Regions from separate parts of the Homo sapiens genome. Here region 1 is linked to region 2. A link is a contact called in ENCODE Hi-C data. All regions are on one chromosome and are shown on one strand. Each heading gives the region's core, a stretch centred on a gene start or an enhancer-like site at or near the end of the contact. The rest is flanking DNA. Distances are from core to core; before and after follow the strand shown. Region 1 overlaps SLC9A7 (solute carrier family 9 member A7). Region 2 overlaps SLC9A7 (solute carrier family 9 member A7).

The links. A loop is a pair of places that touch in the nucleus more often than their neighbours do. Pooled maps may share reads with other maps.
Region 1: a loop to region 2 is called in a pooled map, with 3 times the contacts of the local background. The contact joins two enhancer-like sites. A Hi-C loop is called at or near these places in 6 of 37 single-sample maps with no recorded cell type and 10 of 50 pooled maps.

Annotation. Positions count from the first base shown.
Region 1 is chrX:46,691,677-46,694,774 of GRCh38, reverse strand. All of the region lies in intron 1 of SLC9A7 (solute carrier family 9 member A7), which reads left to right. Among named protein-coding and RNA genes, the nearest start is that of SLC9A7, 66 kb to the left of the region's middle. Within about 2 kb of position 1,479, at least 2 of the 41 ENCODE cell types and tissues checked have a DNase peak (open chromatin) inside an H3K27ac peak, as active enhancers do.
Region 2 is chrX:46,627,890-46,630,984 of GRCh38, reverse strand. All of the region lies in intron 14 of SLC9A7 (solute carrier family 9 member A7), which reads left to right. Among named protein-coding and RNA genes, the nearest start is that of CHST7, 56 kb to the right of the region's middle. Within about 2 kb of position 1,769, at least 17 of the 41 ENCODE cell types and tissues checked have a DNase peak (open chromatin) inside an H3K27ac peak, as active enhancers do.

The DNA of each region.
Region 1 (3,098 bases), core at 230-2,729, 64 kb before region 2:
AATCTTTGTGTGGACATCTGTTTTCAATTCTAGTCTAGGGTAGAGTGTAAATTGCTGAGTTGTATGGTAAGTTTGTTTTTAACTTTTTAAGAAACTGCAAACTGTTTTCCAAAGTGGCTGCACAATTATACATTCCCACCAGCAGCGTATGAGGGTTAGGTTTGCCACATGCTCTCCAACATATGTTAGTATCTGTATTTCTGATAATTGCCATTCTAGTGGGCATGAAATGGTATTTCATTATGGTTTTAATCTGCATTTCCTGAATGATCTATAATGTTGACCATCTTTTCGTGTGCTTATTAGTCATTCATAATTTCTTTTGGTGAAATGTCTATTCTAATCTTTTGCCCATTTTAAAATTGAATTATCTTATTATGGAGTTATATATTTATATATCCTAGATACAAGTTCTTTATCAAATATGTGTCTGCAGTTTTTTCCTCGTCATTTTCTTAATAATGTCTTTTTTTCTCTCTTTTTTTAAGAGACAGGTTCTTGCTCTGTCACACAGGCTGGAGTGCAGTGGTGTGATCATAGCTCATTGTAACCTCAAACTTCTGGGCTCAAGTGGTCCTCCCACCTCAGTCTTCTTTTTTTTTAATTTTGACTTTTATTTTAGATACAGAAGATACATGTGTAGGTTTGTTACATGAGTATATTGCACCCAGGTAGTGAGCATAGTACACAATAGGTAGTTTTTCAACCCACTCCCCATCTTTCCACCCAAGTAGTCCATCATATCTATTATTCTCATGTTTATGTCTGTATGTGTTCAGCATTTATTTCCCACTTATAAGTGGGAAAATGTGGTATTTGTTTTTCTGTTCCTGCCTTAATTCGCTTAGGATAATGGCCTCCAGCTCCATCCACGTTGCAATTTTTTTGTAGAGATGAGGTCTCACTGTGTTGCCCAGGCTGGTCTTGAACTCCTGGCCTCAAGTGATCCTCCCACCTTGGCTTCCCAAATAATGTCTTTTGAAGCACAAAAGTTTTGAATTTTGATAAAATTTAAATTATCAATTTTTTATTTTATTGTTTGTGCTTTTCATATCATATCAGTGAAAAATTTACCTAACCTAGGAACTCACAGATTTTTTCCCCTAGGCTTTTTTTTTCCTAAAGGTTGTATAATTTTAACCTCATAGATTTAGGTCTTTGACCCATTTTGAACTAATTTTTATATATATAGTATTAATTTTTATATATAGTAGGAGGTCAGAGTCTAAGTTCATCTTTATGCATGTAGATATCCAATTGTCCCAGCACCATTTGTTGAAAAGATTGTCCTTTCCTCAATTGAATTGCATTGTCATCTTTATCGAAAATCAATTAACCATAAACACACCATTTTATTTTTGGACTCTCAGTTTTGCTCCATTGAGCTATGTGTCTATCCTTATACCACTACCACACTATCTTTGTAGTGAGTTTTGAAATGTGGAAGTGAAATTCACCCAGCTTTGTTATTTTTCAAGGTAATTTGCGATCTTCTGGTGGTTTTGCATTTCCATGTATGTTTTAGGCTCAGCTTGTCAATTTCTGCCAAAAAATTTGCTGGAATTTTGATAGGAATTGCATTAAGTCTGTAGAGCAATATGGGGAGCATTGTCATGTTAGCTATATTGAGTCTTCTAATTTATGAATATGGGATGTTTCTCCATTTATTTGGGTCATTTCATTTTTCTCAGCAGTGTTTTGTAATTTTCAGTGTATAAATCTTACATTTTGGTCATTCATTTTTCACAGAACGAGTATTTGTACAATTTGGATTTTTTCATACAACTGGCACTTAGAAAATTCTGGTGAGGTGGGAATCCAGAGCTTGGAGAAGTATGGCTTCTCAGTGGTCATAATAAAAGGGGCCTGAGACCAGTGGGCAGAAGCTACAGGGAGACAAACTTTGACTCTGTTTAGAGAGCCAGTGTTGTCCTGCTGCAAAAAGGATAGACCTGGAAGATGGTGAGCCCCCTCACTGTCTGTATTTAAACAAGAGCTGTATAATATCATGGTAAGAAGCTTAGAGACCATTCGTTCTCATTTCTGAGCATGCATTGAAATCAGATATGGAACTTCTTTAAATCAAAATACCTCAAACACCCCCTAAACCTACAGGATGAGAAGTTACAGGAGAGACTCTAGACACCTGTACTTTAATTGGTTCCCCAAGATGACTCTGAATACCACAGTATAAGACCTGTCTGCTGTTGAACAGAGTGTTTTATAAATGTGATGGATAATTGGACTTGTATTGTCCCTTCCAACATTGGCATTTTGTAGTGGCATGAGATCTGGATAAAATGAGTGTGGGGCAACTGTAGACATGCCTTAGGTATGTAGGAAACACAAGCAGAGGGATTTTCCTTGGACAAGCAGGCAGGACCTGTGGTTCTGTTTGTGGTGGGCTTCATATCTCATTCGGATGGTTCAGTGCCAATGCTGAATCTCAAGCAATTCTGAAAAAAATCTTCCTAATGGTGCCATGCAGGTCATCTGATTTTAAGTGACCTGAATGCATTAGAGAAATTGAGCAATAAAATCAGTGGCTTGTGTCTCACACTTCAGGTTTAGCCCATTATATGGCAGATACTTATTTCCCATTTTAATGGGAATTTTTAATAGTAAGGTTGCTAGCTCCATGAAACCTGTCTTCCTTGCAGTCTTTTAATTCTTATTAAAAGAAAACTGATAGAGTAAGGTTGCTTACTTTTTGGCCTGTTTACCAATCTACAGTGCCACAAAGATTGATGATGATACATTATATGATGATACTGTTTTATTACTATCATTATGTGTTTTGCTAAATCCCTGGGAGAGTCTTCTAAATAAATCAGCATTTATACAAGGACAATTATGCCTACCCTTGAAATTTTCCTCTGGTGAAAACCCTATATAACTGTAAAATTGCTGTAGAAGTGCTCATTTTACAGGCACCTGGGAAGCTGCTAGAGGGACAAATAAGGAAGTTATGGTGTCCTGTGCCTTTGCTGGACAGGACAACTTCAAAAACAGTGAGTTCTGTAGCTACTTTTCTAGAGATATTTTTTCTATTTTGCTCCAGCCCACATATCACTTGTCTTCCTAACCTCCATCCCCAA
Region 2 (3,095 bases), core at 520-3,019:
ACAGGAATGTCTGTGCAGGGCTTTTCCATGTGGCCTGAGCTGCCTGCCAGCATGGTGGCTGCTGGGTAGTTGGATTTCTTATGTGATGGCTTAAGGTTCCAAAAGCAAGTGTCCCAGCAAGCAAGGTAGAGGCTATATCACCTTTTCTGACCTAATCTTGCAAGTTCTACAGCATCACTTCCGTGGCTTTCTATTGCTTAGAAATGCATTCCTAAGACCAGCCCAGACCCAATGGGAGGGGATAGAGACCATAACCTCTGGATGGGAAGAGTATCAACAAATTTACAGACAAGAATTGAGGTTGCCATATCATCCCTGTTGTGCAGCTGTCGGGATGATTTTGTCTCTAGGTCTGGCTCTTTATCCAGGTCAGCATGACCTGGGCAGGCAAGGTGGGGAAAGGAGAGTTATGATAGGGGCAGAAATGTGTTACCAATATATTATTTGACCTTGGGAGTCAATAACTATGTCGTTCAGCATTGAATGCCCAGTGCTGAGCACAGTGGCTGGCACATGCAGGAACCTGATAGGTGTTTGTTGGGTGGATGAGGGAATGAGAGAGATGCAGCATGCAACAGGCAGCTTTACTGACCACCTGTGTATGTTGTCCATGAAACCCTATTCTTTTTTTTCCAGTCAGCTTTGAATCTGACTCATCATTGCACTTAATCCTGCAGCAGTCTGCAGCAGACTTCACATTCCATAGGATCTTCTAAATGATTCCATCTACCAAATCAGATTTAATAAGGCTGGCAAAATGTGGTGCTGTGTGGGGTCAATGGGGTGCCACTGTGGCCTTTTGTGGTTTCTTTCTCTTTAAGGGTGGCCACAGCCTGATAAGGCATTTATAGCATTGATGTCCATTCTAGGTCCCTGCTCAAGGGACACAAAGCCATGACCTGGAAAGTTCTGGACATTTTGGGAAGAGTTTTCAATAAGCTTCATTGGAGATTTGGCACCCACTTTAATGAGCTCCAGAAGACCTTTGAGATGATCTTAGAATTGGCCATTATGTCAGTTGGGAGCATGTGGTCTCAGTGAGTTCTCTTTGAAAATTTGCTATTTGACTCTAGCTTTGATTAAGGACTTTAGAAAACAGGAGTTCAGGAACTGAGCACCTCGAGGCTAATTTAGAGTATAACAGTTTGGGAGATCTTGAAACTCAGCCTGAGAAAACCCCAGGGGAAAACATGATGGCCGTCCTTATTTCACCAAAGGAAAGATAATGGCTCTGGTAGGACATGGCTGCCCTATTCTAAAGCATCCTCCACAGAACTGTGGCCAGTCTAGATTAATTTTGTAAGAAAAAAAGGCCAATAGCAGCTGGATCATAAGATTTGGAGAGATTTCATCTTGCTCTGGACCATTCAAAACATCCCCACCCCCTTTGCTGTTTCCCATTGCTCCTACCTCTGCATTCAAGCATCTGTAACAGGAAATAAGTGAAAGGATTTGGCTGGTCATGTAGTAGAACTTACTATGTATCACATGAGCCCTGCGCACTGGGAACACTGGGCTTGTAATTAGATTCAGTAACAAGCTTACTGTCACTTTTCTGTGGAAATGTTTGAGTGAGAAAGCAGCAGGTCCAAAGTGCTGAGGGTTCTTGTATTTAGTCCATGCAGTAACAGCTAAAATAGCCCCCACCCCCAGGTGGAGTGAGTCTCAGGAACCTCCCTGGATGGGCCTGGATGGATGAACTCAGTGTTCCTGTCAGCTCCCAGAGGGCCCCTTGGGCTGAGAGCACCGCACATGTGGTGTTGTGAACGGGCTGGCAGCCACTCGCGCTGCACTCCTAATGGCACCCTGTTTGCCACAGCCCTAGCCAGAAGCTGTGTCACAGCTTCCCCCTGACCTCCTTCCTTCCAGACCTCATACACAGTCATGCAGAGGGCCCCTCAAAGTCAGTTCCACTGACCTTTTGAAAGGTTTTCAAGATTGCTGTCATATGGGGAAAAACATGCAAACTTCAAGCTTGGTTCTCCAGGACACCCTCTTAGAAATGACTCACGCCCTTGTGCAGAGAGGACCTTATTTCTCCAGTTCCTCCTGGTCTGACCTCCTCATTCTAGTGAGCCACTAACAGCAGGGCTCAGTGCACTCTGTGGCCATGAGAAACAGGAAAACAGAAATAAATGGGCTTCTCATTTTTGGGTGAAACCCTGGGTTCTTGCAGTTTCCCCTGAAATAGATCCAGGTCACATGCTCAGTGTTGTCATGAAACTGAAATCAGAGGTAGGGAAAGTCCAGATGTTTGTTCTCCACCAGAGAAAAAAAAGGGCGGTTCTCTTTACCTCATTTTCTAAATAATCTTCCTAAAAACAACAAACAAAAAAGTGACATTTGATGGGAAGGCATGTCTTATAATGAGCACAATTCTCCTCACTGGTCTTGAAGCCCAAGGCTATAAACAGAGTCATGGCTAGGGAGCTACAGAATATTAGCTCATGTGGGAAAAGGAAGGGAGCTGTTGGCTAGAACTTTGCTTCATGTGGGGAAAGCATAAAAATATTGTGGGCAGACTTCAGCTTTGTGTCCCCTGGTAAGTTTGACTCATTAGAACAAAACAAGACAAAAAAAACAAAAAACAAAAAACAAAACTCAGTGCTTTGTTTCTCTGGAGGTCTTGGTGACTTTGCAACCAAAACAAAAACAACCCTAGCTGGAGGCAAGCTGCCCAGCCCTGGGGGTGGCCTCCCACCCCGATAAAGCAGGGGACTTTTCATGCCAGACCAGACAGCTGAGATTTCTGTTGGCCGTACATGCAGACACATCATTCACTTCCTTCCCTGAGTTTACAGAAGAGCACTCATTGATGAGGCCACTTTGGAGCAGCTAAGAGTGTGAATCTGAATTTATCCCAGTTTCACCATATCAACAGGACAAGGTCACAAGCCGGATATTAATGGAGTGTGGAGGAAAGGAAACCACCAATGCCTGTGTATATGCACACGTGTGTGCGTGTCTGTCTGTGTGTATGTAGTGAAAACTGTAGAAAATCAGCAGTTTATTGTTGCGTTCACATATGACTTTCTGAGCAAGTTAGAATCATTTGTTTCTGGGTCCTCCGTGTTTTTTTTTGTTTGTTTTTGTTT